Regions from separate parts of the Homo sapiens genome. Here region 2 is linked to region 1. Evidence: read pairs that join two places in POLR2A ChIA-PET (ENCODE). Cell type or tissue: IMR-90. All regions are shown on one strand. Each heading gives the region's core, and the rest is flanking DNA. Links, peaks and the distances in the headings are about the cores only.

What was found. Peaks named below come from ENCODE experiments on the same cell type or tissue, not always from the same donor. Only the 100,000 strongest peaks of a DNase experiment are listed, where the experiment ranks them.
Region 2: POLR2A ChIA-PET joins it to region 1 with 5 read pairs; 2 of 35 experiments call an interaction of 5 or more read pairs at or near these places.

Annotation. Positions count from the first base shown.
Region 1 is chr13:97,843,515-97,849,407 of GRCh38, forward strand. No RefSeq gene overlaps it. Among named protein-coding and RNA genes, the nearest start is that of IPO5, 110 kb to the right of the region's middle. In IMR-90, for the core only: no CTCF peak of the experiment used is centred there; no DNase peak of the experiment used is centred there; H3K27me3 peaks cover 574 bases.
Region 2 is chr13:98,364,872-98,370,764 of GRCh38, forward strand. It overlaps FARP1 (FERM, ARH/RhoGEF and pleckstrin domain protein 1), which reads left to right. Exons shown (of 27, transcript NM_005766.4): 4 at 524-566; 5 at 3,246-3,324. Among named protein-coding and RNA genes, the nearest start is that of FARP1-AS1, 68 kb to the right of the region's middle. In IMR-90, for the core only: no CTCF peak of the experiment used is centred there; a DNase peak (open chromatin) is centred at 3,310; H3K27ac peaks cover 1,219 bases.

The sequences.
Region 1 (5,893 bases), core at 638-5,637:
GGGATGTAGAGGAGTTGAGTGGCATACCCAAAGTCAGATTTATAATAAAGAGTGGGTTGAAGGGGCCAGGGGCAGTGGTTCATGCCTGTAATCCCAGCACTTTGGGAGGCCAAGGCGGGTGGATCACCTGAGGTCAGGAGTTTGCAGCCAGCCTGACTAACATGGTGAAACCCTGTCTCTACTAAATACAAAAAAAATTAGCCAGGTGTGGTGGCACATGCCTGTAATCCCAGCTACTTGAGAGGCTGAGACAGGAGAATCGCTTGTACCTGGGAGGCCTAGGCTGCAGTAAGCCGAGATTACACCATTGCACTCCAGCCCGGGCAACAAGAGTGAAACTCCTTCTCAAAAAAAAAAAAAAAAAAAAAAAAAGCGGGGTTGGGGGGGCTTGAAGGAGATCTGTTGGTTCTCCAATCTCGTTCCTTTAGCTAATATGCTATACTGCTACCTATTGTACATCTTTATGTCTTCAGGATCTACCCTTAATTTCCCATTTCTCAATGAATGCTAGTAAATGGTCACTTCTTAGCTCCTGTGCTCCTGGGATCTTCTCTTCCTCTCCAATCTAACTTCCATAACATGGCCTTCCCTTCAACCAATCTCTTGCAAACCTCCCAAATCCCTTGCTTATTGTTCCACATCAACCACCCAGAAAATCTTAACCCTGGACACATCCAGACTAATGTGAAACTCTACACGCCCATCATTCCAGATGTCCTTCCATTCACTGGACTCACCATCTTCTCTCCCGTCTCTGCATCGTGGGATGTGGTGTTCCCCTGCCTGTCACTCTTTTCTCCACCTCTTTGTCTGGCTAGCTCTTACTTATTCTTTACCCCTGGGCAGACATATCACTTCCTCCAGGAAACCCCAGACCAGATAAAGGGCCTCTCCTATGTGTTCCCACAGGCACCAAAACACTTATTACACTCACTGGTCATTTCTTGTCTAATGTCTTCTTTGCTATAGTATAAGCTCAGCAGGGACAGGGACCCTCGAAATCTTGTTTACCCCTATGCCCCACACCTCGTCCAGTACCTGAAAAGTAGCAGATCTCTGTCACTGTTTATAAGTTGAATGAACATTCTGTGACGTTGGTGCAAAAGTAATTGTGGTTTTCACCATTACTATTAATGACAAAATTTAAAAATTGCCATTACATTTTTTTTCTTTTTTTTTTTTTTTTTTTTTTGAGAGGGAGACTCACTCTATCACCCAGGCTGGAGTGCAATGGCATGATCTCAGCTCACTGCAAGCTCTGCCTCACGGGTTCACGCCATTCTCCTGCCTCAGCCTCCTGACTAGCTGTGACTACAGGCATCTGCCACCACACCTGGCTATTTTTTTTTGTATTTTTAGTGGAGACAGGGTTTCCCCGTGTTAGCCAGGATGGTCTCGATCTCCTGACCTCGTGATCCACCCACTTCAGCCTCCCAAAGTGCTGGGATTACGGGCGTGAGCCACCGCGCCCAGCCGAAAATTGCCATTACTTTTAATGGCAAAACCCACAATTACTTTTGCACCAACCTGATAAAAATGTCCCTGCATGGAGATGTCTAACAATGACAATGAAGAATTTCTTCTACTTTACATTTTAAATGTCTCAGGTAGTTTTCTTCTTCATGGGTTTAACATTGTATACCAGGGTATACATACCCCATTTTTTTCAATCTTCAGACATTAATTGTATATAAAATTAATATGGAAATCTAGGTTGATTAACCTGTTTTGTTTGGACAAAAGCATTTATCTGTTAAATAAGAAACTTCATCAAATGTTAAAATGTTTCAGTGAGACTGCCTGGTGTGTTTTCTCATTTTTAAAAAAGTTTAATTGTAGTAAAATATGTATAACATAAAATTTACCATCTTACCCATTTTAAGTGTACAATTGAGTAGCATTAAGTACACTCATAATGTTGTGCAACCAGTCTCCAGAACTCTTGTCTTTTCTCATTTTTTTAGTAAACCTCAAGCACTAGAAATATTTATATAAATGTCTCTTCTTTAGAACAGGGGTTTCCAGAGTTTTCAAATAAAGAAACATCCTTTAATATTTAAAAAAAAAAAAGTCCATGGAGCCCTATAGGATAACAGCCATGTTGCTAATATCTGTGAGAAAATAAACTGTGGAAATATTTTTTTTTTCTGAGACGGAGTCTCACTCTGTTGCTCAGGCTGGGACTACAGGTGTGCGCCATCATACCAGGCTAATTTTTGTTTTGTTTTGTAGACAGAGTTTTGCTCTTGTTGCCCAGTCTGGAGTGCTGTAGGGCAATCTCAACTCACTGCAGCCTCCAGGGTTCAAGTGAGTTTCCTGCCTCAGCCTCCCAAGTAGCTGGCATTACAGGTGCTCGCCACCACGCTCAGCTAATTTTTGTATTTTTAGTAGAGACGGGGTTTCATCATGTTGGCCAGGCTGGTCTTGAACTCCTGACCTCAAGTGATTTGCCCACCTCAGCCTCCCAAAATGCTGGGATTACAGGCATGAACCACGGTGCCTAGCCAATAAATTATTAATCCAATAAAACTTTCAGATTTGCATTTTACTAATCAACAAAACCTGAAACAAAAGCCTGCAATGAAAAACCTGCAACAAAATCTGCATGTAGGTATAACAGACAAGGCTTGGATTTTCTGTCTATTTCACAATGACACTCATTAATCCACAATATAGTAGGGGCAGGCTTCTGGCAGCCACAGATCACCAGACCAAGAGAGGTCACCTAATTCAATTGAACTAATCAATTCCTTCATCAAGAATTTGAAATTGGTAGAAAGACAGAGGCGGATATTGATGGATGGGTTGATGGATTCGGTGTTTCTATGAACTAAACCTGAAAGATAAATTCAGAAATTGTGGGTGGTCATATTCAACAGCTCATCAGCACCATAATTCTTTGGAGGGGTCTATTATCCCCATGTTACAGATGGGAACACAGAGGCACGGAGAAATTTTGAGCCTTGAACTTGGACATCAGCTATTTCTCAATATGGCCTCCCATTCAGCGCGGCACTCTTGAAATGGGGCTGTCATTGCAAGTTTACCTGTCTGTCTTTCCATTAAGTTATGAGCTCTGTAAGATCTCGGACAGTATCCTGTTCAATGGCTGCCCAATGAATGTTGATTAAGTAAATAAATGAAATTATATTTTGTACTGTATGCAGTAGCAAAAAATAATATAAACAATTATTGACAAGAAACCTAACCAACTTGCTCAAGCATTGAAGAAATATGGTTAATATGCCTGAAAACTCAGATACTGTGTAGAGTTTAGCCTTCATTGTATGATTATTTGGAGAAGGAAAATGATCACTGTGTTTTGTGTCAGCTTAAACTAAGTGTGATTGATGATATAAAGCTACAACTGTTGTCTTTTAAGGCACTTCAAAGCAAAGTCAGGCTATAAGATGTTCTGGATATTATTATTCCAACACTGTCATTAACACTACTGCAAATGTAACTTCTAAGCTCATAAACTTTGTGTGTACCTGTCATTAAAGTCCTTGAGGAGCTATTACTTATCTATAGTTGGAAAATAAGAAGGGCTGTTAAGGTGAGATCCGAGAGGTCTGATTCAGTGATACTTTGGTCTTTGAGATTATTTTATAAGTAAATTTAATCTCCTTAAACACAGGTTTAAGTTATGTCCTATTTTAACACACTCATAATCCTAATGATTCTCAAAAGTTTGAGAATATAATTATTTCAGGACCTCAATTCCAACTCCATATGAAATATTGATCTTTAAAAGTCTGTCAGAATTGACAGCCTTCACAGCCTGAAAAGATAAATGAAAAAAATTATTTGATAAGGCCAGGGAGAAATTTCTTCCCTCGTATTACTGATAGATGTCCCAATCTGTCTTCAGATCAAGCAGACAAATTTCAAATTTATTCATAGAACACATTTCACACCTCCTCTGTGTCATAAGTTTAATATGTTTCCTACACCATATTGTATCAAAATGCATAACTGAAATTGGTTCTGTCATAAATTGTTACAAAATGAAATTCTGAAATCAGATTAGTACTTATTTAGGAACTGTGCATACTGAAAGAGGTTGAAAGATTTTCATTTATTGTTACAATTACTTTGCAAGGAAATAAGTTACTATCATACTATTTTTCAGTGTTAAAGTTCCTTCCTTTCAAAAAATTTTGCCAATGAGCAGTGGCTCACACCTCTAATCCCAGCACTTTGGGAGGCTGAGGCAGGCAGATCACTTGAGGCCAGGCGTTCAAGACCAGCCCGGCCAACATGGCAAAACCCTGTCTCTATTAAAAATACAAAATTAGCCAGGCATGATGGCGCATGACTGTAGTCCCAACTACTTGGGAGGCTGAGGCAGGAGAATCACTTGAACCCAGGAGGTGGAGGCTGCAGTGAGCTGACATTATGCCACTGCACTCCAGCCCGGGAAATAGAGCAAGACTCCATCTCAAAAAAAAAAAAAAAAAAGATTTTGATACCACCTCCACTCCCCTTTAAAAGCTCACTACGAGTTAACACAATGTATTTGGTCCATAATTCATTTGCTTTTTATTATTGGATCATGCTTTCAGTATTCTCTGAAGTTTAATTACAAAATTATTTCAATGCAATTCAGGATGTTGGCAAATGTGTCAAAATCATTTTCATTTGAAAACATACAGTATTGTTATTTTAAATGTACCACCTATATTATTTCCAAGACATTCAGTTCTTTGTATGTAGAGATGGCACTGCTGATCCCTTATCAGCGGGAAAATCACTACATTGTACTGCTAGCAGTGAAAACTATCTGTAGTTAGACATCCTTGCTTCCTCAAAAATCCTGCTTTTATTAGAGATGTTCAAGGAGCATAGCTTTCTCTCAGCAATGTTAACTGGACCGCGTAGTAACTAAATTAGTCCTGGAGGTCATGTTAATGCAATGCTAATCACCTAAGTTATCAAACTGAGACACTTTCCATTTTGGGCAGTACTCCCTCAGGTACAACCAACAGACACTCAGTTAAACTGGCTTAGTCAAAATAGAGAAATGATTGGCTCTTGAAACAATTATAAAGTCCAGGAGTATGACCAGCTTCAGACACAACAAATTCAGTGGCTCCCAACAGAACGCAGGACCTGGGACCTCACACTGTGTCTCTCTCCACTGAGCTTCTCTAGGCTGGCTTCATTTGCATATTATTCACAATATGGTACCCTTCAGGCTTACCTTGGCTAGTTTGCAACCCCAGTAGAAACAGTGTCTCCAGTTCCTGGGCAGGACACTTGCAAGGCCATCTTTCAATTAATTACTGTGTCCAGGAACAAGCAACAGTAATGCCCACCCCTAACTTCAGCACATGAGGTTCATCTTTCCTGAACCTCATGAATTGAGATGGGAAGAAGGGTTGTTTCCTCAAAGGAAAAATCTGCGAGCTGGTCCAGAAGAAAGGGGAATAGTGCCAGGCAGGCCAAAACAACAGATGCTGTTTTCCATGGATAGGCAGCCCTGTGAGACTCAGAGGAAGTTTTCCCTTCCTGAAACCTTCAGTGACCTCCAAAATGAAACATAACAAGGTTCCCCAGCAGCAGAAAGAGCACTTGGCTTCCTGCGTGAGGTCAAGGGGTCTCACTCCAGTCCTGCCATTACTTAGGAATGACTTTGAGCTGACTGTTCCAGACCTATTTCCTCACCATTTTAAAAAGCTCTCTGGACCAGTCCCCACCCAGAAGAGTCTTCAACAGTGATCCTCTGCCTGAAATGCCCGGCCTAAGGTTTTCCAGACTTAATGCACACAGAATCCACTGATTTATCCCCCGAAAACTCATCGAGATGGCTCTCAGACCCAAGCTCAACATACGTCCCAGCCCCATTCTCTCTCTCACTCTCTCACACATATACACAAGCACAGCCTACACC
Region 2 (5,893 bases), core at 238-5,237, 520 kb after region 1:
TCACTCCTGGGTAACAAGAATCCCTCTGGCCTTGTCTGGAGAGGTCAGTAGCTTATAGGTAGTGCATGGTGCAGAGGTGGTGTTCTGTAAATATTCATTCCCTTTCCGCATCCCTCAAAGATGTGCTGTTCTAGACACTCACACATCTATGTATTCTGTTTCAATAAGGAATGTACGTATTTCACTCGGCTGATAGTCACAAATGAAATCATTCATTAATATTTTCCAAATAGGTAAATATGATAAATGTATAAATGAGAATAGAAAACTTCTTAGTTAACCATGTGTATCTGAGTCTAGGAGCAATTTTAATTTTCAAGCTCAGGGATAATATCAGCAAATTAGGATCTGTTTTATAAAAGTGGTAGACAACGTAAGATACGGCATTCTGGAGAAAAATGGAACAGGCGGCCTCATATCCTCAAAAATATTTTGATTTTAAACAGCTTTAAACAAAATCTCAAAATACTTGCACTCTTTCATTGAGAACTTAGGTCTTAATCTGTTCTTTTTTCCCTTCTAGGTGTGGCTGGATCTCCTAAAACCCATTGTGAAACAGATTAGAAGTGAGTATATACCATATGTTTAATAGTGATGTGAAATCTGAAGCCAGACAGTTTCATGTCTAGACATCTCTTGCCCTGTGGCATGAAGCACTAGAAACACAAATTCTTCTACCCCATAATTGCTTTTCATCATCGACTAATCCGTGTACTATTAAAATGTGTGTCTTCTGCAGTTTTAATGTGTAACAGTTTGGTAATCAAAACCGAGCTTGGAAAATAAAATATCATTTTGATTAACAACTGAAGCCTGCTATTATCTTAAACCCCAGAATAATTGAGCTTGTCTTGTCTATGCCATTGTTCCTTTCTGTCACTTTCGAAGGGAAGAGGTGGAGCCATTTATTCATAAAATTGTTTTTAGGTTTTTGGTCCTTCCTCTTCAAAGCCTGTGAAATCAGAATGCAGGTATTGTTTGGGAAAAAGAGTGGCCGAAAGTGTGAGTGTGTGTGTGTATGTGGTGTGTGTGTGTGTGTGTGTGTGTTTCTGAGTAGCAAGCAGAGCCCTGAAGGGAGGCTGGCATGTATGCATTTAGACTGTGTGTTGGAAAGAAAAGATTAAGGAATGTGTAGGGGAGGAACAAAGAAAAAGAATGCTTCCTTTTTCTCTCTCTTCTTGTGTCTTCCCCTCTCTATGCTTTGAGCTAAAATTCAGCATCAAGCTCTGGTCCCAATGTCATCCCAAATGGCCCTTCAATGTAGTCAGAGTCTGGACAAAAATCTGAGAATACTGTATCCTTTTAGTTGAGCATGAAGCTTACAGTACCTATGGGATCATTTGTATGTCTGATTAAGAAACCCCACTGGGCCACTTACAGCAATTGATGTGGATGTAATAAACACGCAGCACAATTTCTGTGTGGCCCGTGTGCAATTGAAATTGATGTTGATCATCTACAATTTCAATTAAGCAGTTACTTATAATAATTATACTGACAATGAAATGGCCATCATTTAATATTTGCTGGGTGTCCTGAGCATGGCTGGCAGGCAACGACTAGTGTTGGGGGCGAAGAGAAGCCCCCCAGCCTCATGGGCCCAGGTAGCATAGAGTCTAGGAGATCGACATTTGTCCCCCGCATGAAGGGAACTGCTAACAGTGGCAAGGTATATCTTTGGCGCAGACCTGAAGACAGAGTTGACTCTGGTTGGGTCAGAGCTGGAGCATTACTGTAGTTGTCTCCTCCATATGCTGTGACAGGCCATGTGTGACAAAGCTGTCACTTGGCATTGAGTGCTAGCATCTTCCTAGTTTCAAGTTTTCTAAGGATCTGAGTAGCCGCTCAGTGAAAATCGCAGAGAATAAGTGGTGCAGCCTTCTCGTCTTCCTCATTTTGCTGCTGTTATTTTGTGCTCCAGAATTGACATGTAAGAGTTTGTTAATTTTAATGCCTTGTTTTTTTCTCCCAATTTTGTACATATTGTCAACATCTTTATTGTATGTCATTTTTGCTTTTTTTAAACTTGAATATGTGATCACAGAAATTATAATACATAATTAGTATTTGTATATGATAGTGAAAAGTAAAACAGACATTTTTCTGCTTTTGTAATAGGACAGTTAAAATTTAGATTTCATTATAGTACCTTATATTTCATAGAACATAAATGTATTGCTATCATTCCAAAGGGCAGACCTTTTAAGATGGCTTATATTGTAGCTTACACATCAAAACAAAAAAACTCCAATGCAAATCACAGATGATGATGATGATGATGATGATGATGATGATGATGATTGAGATGGAGTCTTGCTCTCTCACACCAGGCTGGAGTGCAGTGGCACGATCTCTGCTCACTGCCATCTCCACTTCCTGGGTTCAAATGAGTCTCATGCCTCAGCCTCCTGAGTAGCTGGGATTATAGGCGCCCGCCACCACGCCTGACTAATTTTTAGTACAGACAGGGTTTTGCCATCTTGGCCAGGCTGGTTTCAAACTCCTGGCCACAGATGATCCGCCCACCTCAGCCTCCCAAATTGCTGGCATGACAGGTGTGAGCCACCGCGCCTGGCCACAGATTATTATTTTATAATCTGTCTGTCCTGTTTTCTTTCTTTTTTTTTTTTTAAATTCTGAAAAGTTGTTCATCTTATTCAATCTCTCCCTCCCCTCACTCCCTATCTACTTCCTGATTTTGTCTAAACTCATTGGTAAGAGGGTTTATAAGATACTGATAAAGGCCTTGGCTGGCTGAGACAAAGCCAGGGCCACATCTGGTGTATGTTTTCCCCAGAGCTCAGAAGAGCACCTAGAGGCTGAAAACATATTTGATGAACATATTAGCAACTGTACCTTATAAATAGTTAAATATAATGAATTGCATAACTGATGTATGTTTTCATTATTTGGGTAAAACCAGCCAATTAGATACATTTTTGAAGACAAATGACTTTATTTTAAAAAACCTAGATAAAATTTAAGTCTGCAGAGAAAAAATTTAATAGCTCTATGTAGTACTTTTGTCACAGTATTTTTTAAAAATGGATCTCTCTTTCCCCACAATATGGAAGTGTGAATTAGTAGCTGAACTTGGCCAGTTGTTAAGTGACTTGGAAAATGGCAGATGTGCACTTGGCAGCTTGGAATGAGATGCATTATTTGTATTTGTAAAGTCTTTTTCTTTAATGGCATTTGAAACACAAATCAGTAAATGCTTTACTTCTTTTTTTCTTCTTCTTTAGGGCCAAAGCACGTTGTTGTTAAGTTTGTGGTGAAATTCTTTCCGCCTGACCACACACAACTCCAAGAAGAACTCACAAGGTTAGTGGTTTGGAAACTGTGTATTTTTTGCTACAGAGTACAGAGGAAAAGAGAAAATGAATGTTCTCAATTGATGACACAAACATTTTCATAATGTTTACTTGACCAGCATCTGTTCTGTACTGAACAGTTTAACCTTCCTCTTTCCCAGCCCTGCTTACAAAAATGGGGGGAGAAGTACTGTTTTCCCTAAAACTTGGTTTCTTGAAGGTTGTGATATGAAGTGAATCCTGGGCTTATACTCTGTTAATAGCACATTTTCCATCTTATATGTCACATCATGGACTGTTCTGGATGTGAATCTCTTCTGTGAAACCAACATGTCAACTCAGAGTTTGTCTTTGCCGCTGCCATGGGTGGTAGATTTGGCAGGAACTGGAGGTCAATTCTTTTCAAAGTGTGACCGCGTGGAAGAAGTGCAGGCATTGAGTCAGACCTGGCTTCGGCCACCATCCTGCCACTTGCTGTGACGGGCCAGTTACTTTCTCCCTTTGTGTTGCCATTACTTCCCCTATTACAGTGTGGACTCTAATGCTTGCTTGGCCAGAGTGGTTTTGAGGATAAGCAGTATTATACTAGAGTAGCTGGGATCCAGTAGGGACACTGTAAATGGTAACTATCAACACCACCATTGTCACCATCACCATCACTGTTTTCATTGTCGTCACCATCATCATCACCATCGTCATTATCACCATCATCACATCATCACTTCTACTCATTTTATATATACCTTTTTTTTTTTTTTGCAACAGAGTCTCTCTCTGTCGCCCAGGTTGGAGTGCAGTGACGCAGTCTCAGCTCACTGCAACCTCTGCCTCCCGGATTCAAGCGATTCTCCTGCCTCAGCCTCCTGAGTAGCTGGGACTACAGGTGCCCACCACCACACCCAGCTAATTTTATATTTTTAGTAGAGACAGCATTTCACCATGTTGGCCAGACTGGTCTCGAACTCCTGACCTCAAGTGATCCACCTGCTTCAGCCTCCCAAAATGCTGGGATTATGTGCGTGAGCCACTGCGCCCAACCTCATTTTATAATTTGAGGCAAGACTGATGGTGTTCCAAAAGAGGGCAGAGCTGGCAGGAACATGTGTGGATAAAATGATTCCCTTTGAAGAGAATCCTTCAGAGGACACTAATCTAACCAGCCTAATTCTTTTTTTTTTTTTTTTTTATCATTATTATACTTTAAGTTTTAGGGTACATGTGCACAATGTGCAGGTTAGTTACATATGTATACATGTGCCATGCTGGTGTGCTGCACCCATTAACTCCTCATTTAGCATTAGGTATATCTCCTAATGCTATCCCTCCCCGCTCCCCCCACCCCACAACAGTCCCCAGAGTGTGATGTTCCCCTTCCTGTGTCCATGTGTTCTCATTGTTCAGTTCACACCTATGAGTGAGAACATGTGGTGTTTGGTTTTTTGTCCTTGCGATAGTTTACTGAGAATGATGATTTCCAGTTTCATCCATGTCCCTACAAAGGACATGAACTCATCATTTTTTATGGCTGCATAGTATTCCATGGTGTATGTGTGCCACATTTTCTTAATCCAGTCTATCATTGTTGGACATTTGGGTTTAACCAGCCTAATTCTTGTCATACATGGTGTTCAAGCAGTGACTGTTTAATACCGAGGCCATCATATCCTTCCTCATCCCTCTCAGTACAGAGCACAGTATCTTGGGTCATCATTGATCATCATTTATCAAAGGGATGAAGATACTGATGTAATCAGCAATATTTATTAAGGGTTCCCTGTGTGCAAGCATTGTTCTAGGCACTGGGAGTGCAGTGATGAAAAGACAAGAATACTCTCATGGAAACAGACAAAGCGATTAAATAAACAAGATAATATCAGATAGCGGCAAGAACTCTTTAGGTAATTGAAGTAGGAGGATGTGATAGAGGTGCCTGGGTGATGACTTCAGGCTGGTGGGTCTGGGATGCCTCTTGAGGAAGTGAGAAGGAACCATCAGTCATTTACTGAGAGAGCTTTCTAGAGAGATGGAGCAGTCAGTACTCTGCCCAAGGCGGGAATCAGCTCCAAGCATTCAAATACATAAAGGAGGGCCAGCATGGCAGGAGTGTTGGGAGCGTCGTGGTGAGGTGGGAGAGAGGCTTGACACACATAGTGTTGAAAGATTGGCTGCCATGTGGATGTTAGGGGGAGAAGGAGAGTCCCAGGGCATCCTGTGAGGAGGCGGTCACATGGTGATGGCAAAGAAGCCACCAATAGGTAGCAGTAGAAATGGAGGCAAGTAGTTGTGTTTGGAACAGGTACCGGAAGCAGGGTCCCTCTGTCTTGGTGATGAGGTGGTGGTGGACTTTGAGGGAGGGAGAGGGGGCACTTAGATTTTTGGCTTGAGTGACTGGGGGGGAGATGGTGTTGGGGGTTACTAAAATGAGAAAAGGATGGAGGGAAGTGGAGGACTGTTGGGGAGTGGAGAGTCAGGGTGTTTCTGGCCAGGTCATGTTTGAGATACCTGTTAGCTGTCCCATGACCACAGCAGCAGCAGGAAGGACATCAGATACAGGAATGTGCAGCTCCAGGGAGACAGTG